2 separate regions of the Homo sapiens genome follow, and region 2 is linked to region 1. The links are chromatin contacts, found by Hi-C or POLR2A ChIA-PET in ENCODE. All regions are on one chromosome and are shown on one strand. Each heading gives the region's core, a stretch centred on a gene start or an enhancer-like site at or near the end of the contact. The rest is flanking DNA. Distances are from core to core; before and after follow the strand shown. Region 1 overlaps CARMIL1 (capping protein regulator and myosin 1 linker 1). Region 2 holds the start of H4C1 (H4 clustered histone 1).

The links. A loop is a pair of places that touch in the nucleus more often than their neighbours do. ChIA-PET counts read pairs that join two places held with the same protein, here RNA polymerase II (POLR2A). Pooled maps may share reads with other maps.
Region 2: a map of OCI-LY7 shows a loop between it and region 1 (6-fold over the local background). The contact joins the promoter of H4C1 here to the enhancer-like site in region 1. A Hi-C loop is called at or near these places in 2 of 168 maps with a recorded cell type or tissue (OCI-LY7 and Ramos) and 1 of 50 pooled maps. POLR2A ChIA-PET finds 5 or more read pairs at or near these places in 4 of 52 experiments (HEK293, OCI-LY7 and activated naive CD4-positive, alpha-beta T cell).

Annotation. Positions count from the first base shown.
Region 1 is chr6:25,385,403-25,391,435 of GRCh38, forward strand. All of the region lies in intron 2 of CARMIL1 (capping protein regulator and myosin 1 linker 1), which reads left to right. All of the region lies in intron 1 of LOC124901281 (a long non-coding RNA gene), which reads right to left. Among named protein-coding and RNA genes, the nearest start is that of CARMIL1, 110 kb to the left of the region's middle. Within about 2 kb of position 2,274, at least 2 of the 41 ENCODE cell types and tissues checked have a DNase peak (open chromatin) inside an H3K27ac peak, as active enhancers do; they include OCI-LY7, where a contact is called at or near this core.
Region 2 is chr6:26,019,815-26,025,488 of GRCh38, forward strand. H4C1 (H4 clustered histone 1) reads left to right here and starts at 1,835. Exons shown (of 1, transcript NM_003538.4): 1 at 1,835-2,236. The coding sequence starts at 1,865. The coding sequence ends at 2,176. H3C1 (H3 clustered histone 1) reads left to right here and starts at 637. Exons shown (of 1, transcript NM_003529.3): 1 at 637-1,144. The coding sequence starts at 676. The coding sequence ends at 1,086. RefSeq lists enhancers at 149-965, 966-1,782, 1,300-1,399, 1,430-1,479, 1,783-2,598 and 2 more.

The DNA.
Region 1 (6,033 bases), core at 1,024-3,523:
TGTGCAATGTGGTTTTCAGGGAGTGAGGACTGGAGACAGAGTAGATAAGTGAGAATGCTGAGGGGCCTAATGATTCGTTCATGCATTTCATTTAGTAAACATTTATTGAGCACTTACTATGGACCATGCCCTGTTATAGTCATTTGGAATTTATTTTCACATAGATAAACAGAAGAGATAAATAGTAGTAGCTTTTTTGGGATAAATAGATACCAAATAAATCACAGTGTTCGCTTTGATCATGACAAACTTTTGAATACATGTTTTCTAGAGTTATATATTGATTTGGTGGTATTTTTATTTTGGATTTGGATCAGTCAGCACTAACATAAAAAATGGCCTCTTTCATGGTGCAAATTAGTAAGGCTTCACTTTCAGCTCTTGAATTTTTCCAAGACTCATTATTCCAGTCTGTAGATTATTCTGAGCCTTAGACTCTCATTTTCTGCTCATTAGCACCTCAAAGAATGGAGAGGAAGGAAGAGAGAGAAACTTCAGTCTGACTTGCTACTTGTTAGAAGATTTGGTAAAGAAGGTGATGAAATTAATATTTAGTTTTCAAAATCAGGTTACAGATTGTTTTTGGGCTTGTTCTTGCCTGCAGTTCTTGCTTTCTCTCAACCATAGCTAACTTGCTGTCTGGATACATCCGAGTGTATTTGCCTCATGCACAATGAAGGGTAGGATTAACCTTGGAAATTTGCTGTGGGCAAATAGCCCAAGAATTAATACATTTAATAATACATTTAATTATTTTACCAATCACACTGGTTATTTGCAGTGTCAAAGCAGTTACCTTGGTATGATATAAGGACATGGAATTAATTTTGTTGTTTATAATCTTTGTGTGTGTGTGGGGTGGGTGGTGAGGACGGAATCTTGCTCTGTCGCCCAGGCTGGAGTGCAGAGGCTCAATCTTGGCTCACTGCAACCTCCACCTCACAGATTCAAGTGATCCTCCTGCCTCAGCCTTCCAGGTAGCTGGGATTACAGGTGTCTGCCACCACACCTGGCTAACTTTTTGTGTTTTTAGTAGAGATGGGGTTTCACCATGTTGGTGAAACTGCTGACCTCAAGTGATCCACCTACCTCAGCCTCCCAAAGTGCTGGGATTACAGGCCTGAGCCACCATGCCTGGCTTGTTGTTTGTAATCTGATATCTTGCTACTTGAACTTTGTTAGTATGGTTTAGGAGTAGGAACTTTAAAATGAAAACGAACACCGCCCAGGACGTTGAAGAAATAACTGTACCCACTTCATAGGGTTGTCAGGAGGGTTAAATGAGTTAATATAAGCAAAGACTAAGGTCCAGCACATAGTAAATGTCATATAAACACTGGTCATTTTTATTGATTTTACTTTGAAAGTCAATTAGAATTTGCATGAAAGTAACAAGCAATAGGTGAAAATCATGATAGTACTAGATAATACAAGACATCATGAGGCCGGCTGTGGTGGCTCATGCCTGTAATCCTAGCACTTTGGGAGGCTGAGGTGGGCGTATCACCTGAGGTCAGGAGTTCAAGACCAGCCTGGCCAACAACATGGTGAAACCCCATCTCCACAAAAATACAAAAATTAGCCAGGCATGATGGCCGGTGCCTGTAATCTCAGCTACTTAGGAGCCTGAGGCGGGAGAATCGTTTGAACCTGCGAGGCCGAGATCGCACCATTGCACTCCAGCCTGGGTGACAGAGTGAGACTCTGTCTCCAAAAAAAAAAAAAAAAAAATCACAACAGACTAGATAACACTCTATGATGTCACCTTTTACTTCACTAAGAACACATTTAATGTACAGACTATATGCATTTTTAAATGCTCTGGTTCAAGGAAAGTTAAAAGTGTTTATAGTTATAGGTCTACATTTGAGAAATACTTGTTATGAACTGAGGAACAGGCAAATCCAGCATTTGGGCCACAACTTTTCTTTGATAGTTCCCCAGATAATAGGCTGAAGAGCATATGCAGAGATATAAAAGTCAATGAATAAGTGAATAGCTGAATCTGTTGAACACTATGCTCACAGTTTCTAGTTCAAGACAAATGAAACATTAACATAAGTTGTTCTGAATTTTCTAAGTGAAGAATTCTACCCTTCTTTAAGTTAAAAGATTTATAACCTTTTCAATAGCAGTATATATTCTGCAATTCAGCAGCTTTTCTTTCTGTGATTTTGAAGACCATCTTTTGAAGATGCAGAATTTAGAATTCCTACTTGGGGGCATTTCTTCAATTCAGTGAGCCATTCATGAGATTCAACCAATGGAAACATTAAACACAATGAGTGTGAGGAACTGAAAGTGCTTTGTTTTTTGGTTGCAGTGACTTCTAATTGAAGCAAACCAGCTATACATGTGGATGGTCATGACTTTATAATTACAATTAAAATATTTTCAGTAGAAGACTGAGGCCTCAGGGAAAGCATCGTATGAAATAGAGAATAATCACCAGATGCAACTATGGGCCCCTTTTCCGAGTGGGTAATGATTTCTTTGCCTCTAGCTGTGAGTTGGCAAATGGACTCTGTCATTTTGGGTATCTGTTGGAAGAAAGAAAAGGAAGGAACAGAACGATGAGAGAAACAGTTCATAAGAAAAAAAGAGAAAAAGATCTTGAGCAGATAGGCAAGTAGAAGTAAAAATCCTCACTGTTTGAGGCCTCCAGACCTTGTTGAACCATGTTACTATTGTAGCATTACACCTGCAATGTGTCTGCAGGTGTTCTGGATGTTTTGAAACTCATTTGATGTAGAAGCGTTTCTTGATGTCAAGTTATGTTGGATTTGGCATCATTATTCTCTCTACAACAGTAGAGTAAAGGCTGGAGAGTATTGAAAGGCTAATTTTTTTTGGTGATGTCTGCCTTAGTTAAAATAGCTACTATTAGGTGATAGAAATGAAGGTATTTAGCACACACAACAGTTTTATTATGTTTTGTCTTTTAGATGTGGATTTCTCTACTTTTTTTGTTTTGTTTTGTTTGAGATGAAGTCTCGCTCTGTCGCCCAGGCTGGAGTGCAGTGGAGCGATCTCAGCTCACTGCAACCTCCGCCTCCCGGGTTCAAGCAATTCTGCCTCAGCCTCCTGAGTAGCTGGGATTACAGGCAGGCGCCACCATGCCTGGCTAATTTTTCTGTATTTTTAGTAGAGACGGGGTTTCACCATGTTGGCCAGGCTGGTCTCAAACTCCTGACCTTGTGATCCACCTGCCTTGGCCTCCCAAAGTGCTGGGATTACAGGCATAAGCCACCGCACCTGGCCTTTTTTTATTTTATTTTATTTTAAGAGACAGGGTGTTGCTCTGTCATCTAGGCTGGAGTGCAATGGCATGATCATAGCTCACTGCAGCCTGCAACTCCTGGGCTCAAACAATCCTTTCACCCCAGCCTCTCAAAGTGTAGCAGCTGGGACTATAGGCACAGACCACCACACCCAGCACATTTTTACAATTTTTTTGTAACAAAAAAGGGAGGCTTCTTTTTGTTGCCCAGGCTGGTCTTGAATTCATGGCCTCAAGCGATCTTCCTGTGTCGGCCTCCAAAAGTGCTGAGATTACAGACATGAGCCACCACACCTGGCCTCTACTTAACAGGCACTACCAAGAAAGTAGGAATGACTGCCCTAAGGGGAATTAGCTTTTACTCCTTACTGATGGGGATTTCCTGCCTCCACTACTAGAGAAACCCACATTTCCATGTTTTACGTTCAGTACTCACCAAACATTTCCAAGTGCCTGGCACTGTGCTTGTCTCATCCACAGATGCTCTGCCAGTAGAAAATGGAATGGTTTTAATTGAGAAGACATGAGGAGGACTTCTATTTCTTAATTGGAGTCTATAAGCAAACTTCAAAAGAATCTTTCAGCTTCTCATTGGTTTAAAAATTATGACACTGTCTATTATATGTTTTGCATAACTTTAAATCTTCTTTTAGTCATATTGTATTGTTTTCTTTTTTGAGATTTGGGGGGGTCTTGCTGTGTTGCCCAGGCTGCCCTTGAACTCCTGGACTCAAGCTATCCTCCTGCCTCAGCCTCCCAAGAAGCTGGGGATACAGGCATGTGGCATAGTCAAATTGTTTTGCAAAAGTGTTAGCTGCTTGAGATTTTAGGCAGATTGGAAGGTGTCGATCACTTCTTTTCTCCAAAGTGTAAAATGGAATAATTGCTGGAATTGGATGTCAGTTTGTTTTTATTCTAGACACTATGAAACATGACTAATGATGCCAGGAATACTTGAGTCAGCATGTGAAAAGGAAAAAGCAATGAGTTGTTTCTGCCCAGTGATCAGAGCCAATTAAGCAGGGTAAGGCAAGCTAATGTTGGTGTGGGCCGCAGCAATGAAGATTTTGTCTGTCTTGTTCTGTATGTGTAGGACTCATGATAATTACAAGAGGGCATGCAATATCAGCAGAATACAGTTTAGGAATGAAGAATCAGGAGACACTGAGTTTCCTGCCTAGGAAAATTTTCTGTGTGAGACTAGCCACTGGTGTTGAACTATGTGCTAGGAAGCATTTTACTCTATTGTTATACATTATGAACTAATCATCTGTTTAAGATTTTTCTGGTGGCAATTGCCTAGTTTAAAAAAACAAACAGATTTTAAAACATTGCAAAAGTGAAGTATTGCAAAAATAATAATGCTTTCCTAGATGCACCATGAACTTCTTCCTGAAATTAGTTGTGATTAGGCAGCTCACTGCCCTTTCACATGTGCTATTTTGAGATCTCATTATTTGGTGCTATAATGATTGATTTTGCTAATATATGTTAGTAAATTTGTTGCCAAGTTTCTCTTAAGCCTCTGGAATATGGCTATTATTGACATTACCTGGTAATTTTTTAAAAATAATTTTTTCTAGACATATATAGGTACACATATATATTTACATATATATATATATATATATATATATATTTTTTTTTTTTTTTTTTTGAGACAGGGTCTCAGTCTGTCACCCAGGTTGGAGTACAGCAGCACAGTCTTGGCTCATTGCAACCTCTGCCTCTTGGGCTCAAGTGATCCTCCCACCTCAGCCTCCCAAGTAGCTACAACTACAGGCACATGCCAACAAGCGAGCCTATTTTTATATTTTTTTGTAGAGATGGGGATTTGTCATGTTGCTCAGGCTGGTCTCCAACTTTTGGGCTCAAGCAATCTGCCTGCCTCAGCCTCCCAAAGTGGTGGGATTACAAGCATGAGCCACTGCATCCCGCCTAGATTTTTTATATATGTTTTAAAAACAACCTAGGCAACTCTTTAAAAAGTCACACTTTTTGGCTTTTAAAAAATTTTTATTTTTTTTGCGACAGTCTCGCTCTGTCAGCCCAGGCTGGAGTGCAGAGGTGTGATCTCGGCTCATTGTCACCTCTGCCTCCTGGGTTCAAGTGATTCTCCTGCCTCAGCCTTCCCAGTAGCTGGGATTACAGGCGTGAACACCACCACCTGTAATCAGCCTGGCTAATTTTTGTACTTTTAGTAGAGATGGGGTTTCACCATGTTGGCCAGGCTGGTCTTGAACTGCTGACCTCAAGTGATCCACCTGCCTTGGCCTCCCAAAGTGCTGGAATTACAGGTGTGAGCCACTGTGCCCAGCCACTTTGTGGCTTTTAATATTTGTGTGTTTTCAAGCTTGTGAAAAAACTTTAAAGTTGGTTGCGTGATTTGATTTGAAAGCTAAAATAAACCGAATGGTTTCCTTCATAAGAGATAGTTAACTAATTTAAAGATAGCTATTTGTACTCTACAAGAAATAGTATTTTTCAATAATGTTCACTAATTATTCACAGATATTTCACTAATAATCCACTAATGTCATTATAATAGGGTAGCTGGCTGGGTGGGGGTCATTTCCATAGGACATTTTTCTATACATGTCATCTTTCCAGGGAACGTTGATAATTACACTGCTATACTTGGATGTTGATCCCAACCTGGACAGTCTTAAGGATAAAAGGGCACTGGGCTGTCTATCCTAGGATATGGTGGTGATAATGAATGGGCTAGACAATAGCTGACAGGAGCCCTAAGG
Region 2 (5,674 bases), core at 585-3,084, 630 kb after region 1:
TTTCTGAGTAATAGTGTAATCCTACTATGTTTGAGATGCTTTGTAGATTTCAATAACACTCCTAAGTCAATTAAAGCATTACAAAGGAATCCAATTCTTGTGAAAGGTTTCAGAAATTCCCGTAAAGGGTACATTTCCGGAGAGGAGGTGAGCAGTATTCCCTCTTTTTTTTTTTTTTTTTTTTTTTCCTAAAGAGCTGAAGGTTATACGGAATTGGGGAATTATAATACCTTTGGAATCAATGCCTTGTTTTATGGAAAATAAACACAGCCTTCAGGTTATGAAAACCAGATGTAGAAGAGGACAAGTTTAAAAAATTAAAGTCCAAGCCGGCGCAGTGGGGCTCCCCTGTAATCCCAGCTACTCTGGATGCTGAGGCGGGAAGATCCTTTGAGCCCAAGTTTAAGACCAGCTTGGGGAACAAAGCAAAAGTAAAATAAAATAATAGTAGTAATAAAATACCACTTAAATAATCATCTGTAGAGTTGGAATAGAATATAGTAGCCGGTGAAACTGCACGATTGTTGCTGGCTTAAAGATAGACCAATCAGAGTGTGTAACGTCATATTTAGCGTCTTCTATCATCCAATCACTGCACTTTACACACTATAAATAGAGCAGCTCATGGGCGTATTTGCGCTAGTGTTGGGTGTTCCGCTGTGCTGTTTTTCCGTCATGGCTCGCACTAAGCAAACTGCTCGGAAGTCTACTGGTGGCAAGGCGCCACGCAAACAGTTGGCCACTAAGGCAGCCCGCAAAAGCGCTCCGGCCACCGGCGGCGTGAAAAAGCCCCACCGCTACCGGCCGGGCACCGTGGCTCTGCGCGAGATCCGCCGTTATCAGAAGTCCACTGAACTGCTTATTCGTAAACTACCTTTCCAGCGCCTGGTGCGCGAGATTGCGCAGGACTTTAAAACAGACCTGCGTTTCCAGAGCTCCGCTGTGATGGCTCTGCAGGAGGCGTGCGAGGCCTACTTGGTAGGGCTATTTGAGGACACTAACCTGTGCGCCATCCACGCCAAGCGCGTCACTATCATGCCCAAGGACATCCAGCTCGCCCGCCGCATCCGCGGAGAGAGGGCGTGATTACTGTGGTCTCTCTGACGGTCCAAGCAAAGGCTCTTTTCAGAGCCACCACCTTTTCAAGTAAAGTAGCTGTAAGAAACCAATTTAAGACAAAAGGGAATGCATTGGGAGCACTTTTCGTTTTAATGCTACTGAAGGCTTCAAAACCAATCGATTTCGGCCGGTCGCGGTGACTCACGCCTGTAATTCAAGCACTTTGAGAGGCTGAGGCGGGCGGATTACCAGAAATCAGGAGTTCGGGATCAGCCTGGCCAACATGGCCGAATCCCGTCTCTACGAAAAATACAAAAACACGCCGGGCGCGACGGCGAGCGCTTGTAATCCCAGCTACACTCTGAAGGCTGAGGCAGGAGAAACACTTGAACCTGAGAGGCAGAGGTTTCAGTGAATCGAGATGGCTCTAATGTACTCCAGTCTGGGCGACAGAGAGATTCGGTTAAAAAAAAAGTTCGACTTAAAATAATTCTGGAGTCAGAATGGGTTTACATTTAATTCTTAACCCAGTTCCTCAAAGCCTGTAGCTCTGTTAAGAAAATAAAGGCCATTGGTCAAGCCTGCTTGGTCCCACCCTCATCTCCCCACCCTCCCCCAATCGCTGCTCCCGCCATTTCCTGGGGCTTGGAGGAGGGGTTAAAGGAGCGGACTGTAGGCGTCACATTTCCCGCCTGCGCGCTTTTCAGTCTCAGTGTCCGCTGGAGGTGGGGGCAGGGGTAACGTAGATATATAAAGATCGGTTTCCTATTCTCTCACTTGCTCTTGGTTCACTTCTTGGGAAGTCATGTCTGGACGTGGTAAGGGCGGGAAGGGTTTGGGTAAGGGGGGTGCCAAGCGCCACCGCAAGGTGTTGCGTGACAACATCCAGGGCATCACCAAGCCGGCCATCCGGCGTCTGGCCCGGCGTGGCGGTGTGAAGCGGATCTCTGGTCTGATCTACGAGGAGACTCGCGGGGTGCTCAAGGTGTTTTTGGAGAACGTGATCCGTGACGCTGTCACCTATACGGAGCACGCCAAGCGCAAGACAGTCACTGCCATGGACGTGGTCTACGCGCTTAAGCGCCAGGGACGCACCCTTTATGGCTTTGGCGGTTAAGGTTGCTGATTTCTCCACAGCTTGCATTTCTGAACCAAAGGCCCTTTTCAGGGCCGCCCAACTAAACAAAAGAAGAGCTGTATCCATTAAGTCAAGAAGCTCAATGTGTAATTAAGATGAATGATACTGAGCTGACATCCTAAAAAGGAAAGATTAGGGGAACTCCAAGTTTGCCCTCCACTCACTACATATGGGTAGGGGAGCAACGATATTCCAACTCTGAAGAAAGAGTGGAAAAAAAGTAGTGTTAAAAATTTGTATTAGTTTCCAAGGGACAAAGAAGCGCTGCCCAATCAATGAGGGCCATTCGTAGCTGTCAACCAATCAGAACTGATGAGCTAATATTTCCTGAGGCAAGCCAGGGAGCCGGAGGGGAAGCTAAGAAGCTTATTGAGAAAAAACAAAAACCCTGTTTTAGGAAAAAAAAAAACCATCTTTTAGCGATTATGAAATAAAATCACAGAGACATTTAAGTATCCCTCAATCATGTACTGAGAGCAATACTAAATTTATCGCCACCAATACAGTTTTACTCTATTAAAAAGACCCTGAAAATTGAAACCCTATTCAGACTCCTGGAATACCCAGGACACTAAATTCAGGGGAGATTAAAATCTGTTTTAGAGAGAAAAGGCACCTTTTTCAGTGTTACCGCGGCCTTCAGCAGTTAACCTTTTTTTTTCCCCCTTTACGCAGAAATGGAAATTTGGGTGATAGAAATATTCCGAAATTAAATTGTGATGATGGTTGTACAACTAAGAAAACACGGTAAAATTCATTGAACTGTACCTAAAGTGGGCAAATTTTGTGGTACATTAAATATCAATAAAGCTGATTATATACATACACATATATTTTTATATATGCAGAGAGAGAAATGATGCAAGCAGGGTGGTAGGACATGAGGTTGGTAGCATAGGCAATGTTGGTCTGTGAAGGGCCACCTGTGCTAAACCTGGAAGCCTGGGGTTTGTCCAGTCAAGCCATGGTAGCCATAGTTTTAAAGGATGTTCCTGATGCAGTTATGTGTTCCAGTTAAGTACATCTAGCTTCAGAACTCAGCTGGAAAAGGGATGTGAACTTCAGGTTAGCTGATAGGGAAATATCTTACTCTCATCTGAGTAAATATTCACAAATGCCTCTCATTGTGCTCTTTTTGGTACCATTGTTATAGGACTGATTTCAGCCTCACGATGTTAGCTTCAGTGATGGATGTCTCTTTATTTTGAGGTCCTGTTTTCCACCTGACAGTTTTCATCCAGGATTTCTTGAGGAATTACACAAGTACCCAGCTTGGCTTAATTTAAAACTGACAATGGAGAGAATTCATAGCTGCATTCTGGATAGTTTCAGGAATCAGAGGAGCAAAAATGAGCCTGGTATGGAGGGTGGGTCATTTTATGTCTTTCTTAGTTGGTATTTTAAAGATATTTATTGATCTCATATGCCAGATATTGTTGAAATCATTGGGGTACATAAGTTAGAAAATTTTAATTCCCTTTCCTGAATTCCAGAGTCAATGTAGAGGGGTGTGTGGATATCGATTACCCATATGGGAGGTATAGTCGTTGTAACAATAAGCCACGACTAGCTCCTGTTACGTTTTGCCTGGCCTTTCATAGCATTGCTATGTTCATAGCATTGCTGATATGTCATACTCATCTTAGGCATACCCACCACCACCTTGGGCCTTCTTCAGTCCTAACACTCATGCAGTCCTTGTTCAGAACAAAGATAATGTTGCTTAATTTGCAACCCCTAGACTATCCCCCAGATTTTCTAAAGAGAAACTGCACGCTGATTGCTTCAGGCAGTGGCAGGTCAAGGAATGAGATGGGGAATTGATTGTGTTAGCATTCTGGTGGGCTTAGTGGAGAGCCTGGAGACTTACATAGAAAATTCACACATCCTTTCATTCAACAAACCTCCATAAACTACCTGTTAAACGTCAGCCCTGTTCAAGGTGCTAGGGATACTTCTGGGACAAAACAAAGTCCCTACCTTCAAAAAATATATTCCAGTTGGGGGAGAGAGAACAAACACAAAATAAAATATATCTAGTTATATGTATTTTTTGTTAAATATATTATTACATATATAATTCTAGGTGGGGAAATGTTATATATATATGCTATTGAGGATAGTCAACTATATATATATATGCTAAATGAGCAGAAAAGCTTATTTTACAAGGGATGATTATGGGAGGTCTCTTTCGTAAGGTTGGTATTTGAGGAGAGGCTTGAATGAAATGAGATCTAGAGCCATTCAGATATCCAGGACAAGACCCTTCTAGGGAGAAAGAATAGATATAAAGGTGCTGATGCTGGAAATGCTTGGTCCATTCCAGAAACAGCAAGGTCAGTGAAGAGAAAGAACTGCGAAGAGAATGAGGTCAGAGGGTAGCCAGAGTACAGATCTAGTAGGTTGAGCAGCTCATCCTAGTTTGCTTGGAACTTTCTAAGTTTCAGCACTGTAAGTCTTACACCCTGAGAAACCCCTGAGAGTCAGGCAAACTGTAATGGTTGGTCATCTTACTTGTAGGCTATGATAAGGATGCTGGTTTTTATTATGAAGGTGATGGAAAGCCAGTGGAATCTTTTCAGCAGACAGTGGACATAATACCTTCAAAAAGGATCACTGTTGATGCTGGATAGAGAAAAAACTGTATGACAGGGGGATTAAAAGTGAAAACAAAGACCAGTTTGGGGTCACTGTGGTCATTCAGACAAACCGCCATGGCAGCTTGCTCCTAGAGAAGCAGCAAAGAAAACAATGAAAGGTATTCTGATTGATTTTCAACAGAGCTGACTGCATTGGGTGAAAGTTGTAAGAAGCTCAGGACAAACAATATTGCACAATTCCTGGCCCAAGCTGCTTGAAGAATGGAGTTCTATTGATTGACATGACAAATATCAGAGGAAGAACAGACTTGGTGTTTACGTATAAACATATTTTGGACAAGTTCGAGATGCCCATTATTCAATTAGATACATCAAATATGCAGTTGTATATGAGTCTAGAGATTTAAGGTCAGGGAGATGGTTTATAATTGCAAACACTTATTTAGAGACACAGTTTCACTCTTGTCTCCCAGGCCTAAGTGTAATAGCGCGATCTCAACTCACTGCAACTTCTGCCTCCCGAGTTCAAGCTATTCTCCTGTCTCACCCTCCCGAGTAGCTTGGATTACAGTCGCCCGCAACCATGCCCAGCTAATTTTTTTTTTTTTTTTAGTAGAGACGGGGTTTCACAATATTGGCCAGGCTGGTCTCGAACCCCTGACCCCAGGTGATCCACCAGGCTCAGCTTTCCAAAGTGCCGGGATTACAGGCGTGAGCCACCTTGCCGGGCCTATATTTCTTAAGCTCTATGTTTCGTTCTGAAGCTTGAAGTGGGTGGAAGCAAACTGATAGAATTTGGAGAGGTGGTTAGGCATCCCGGGAATGAGAAACAGCCCGAAGCTGCCACTATCACAGGCTTTGGCATTGCTAGAAG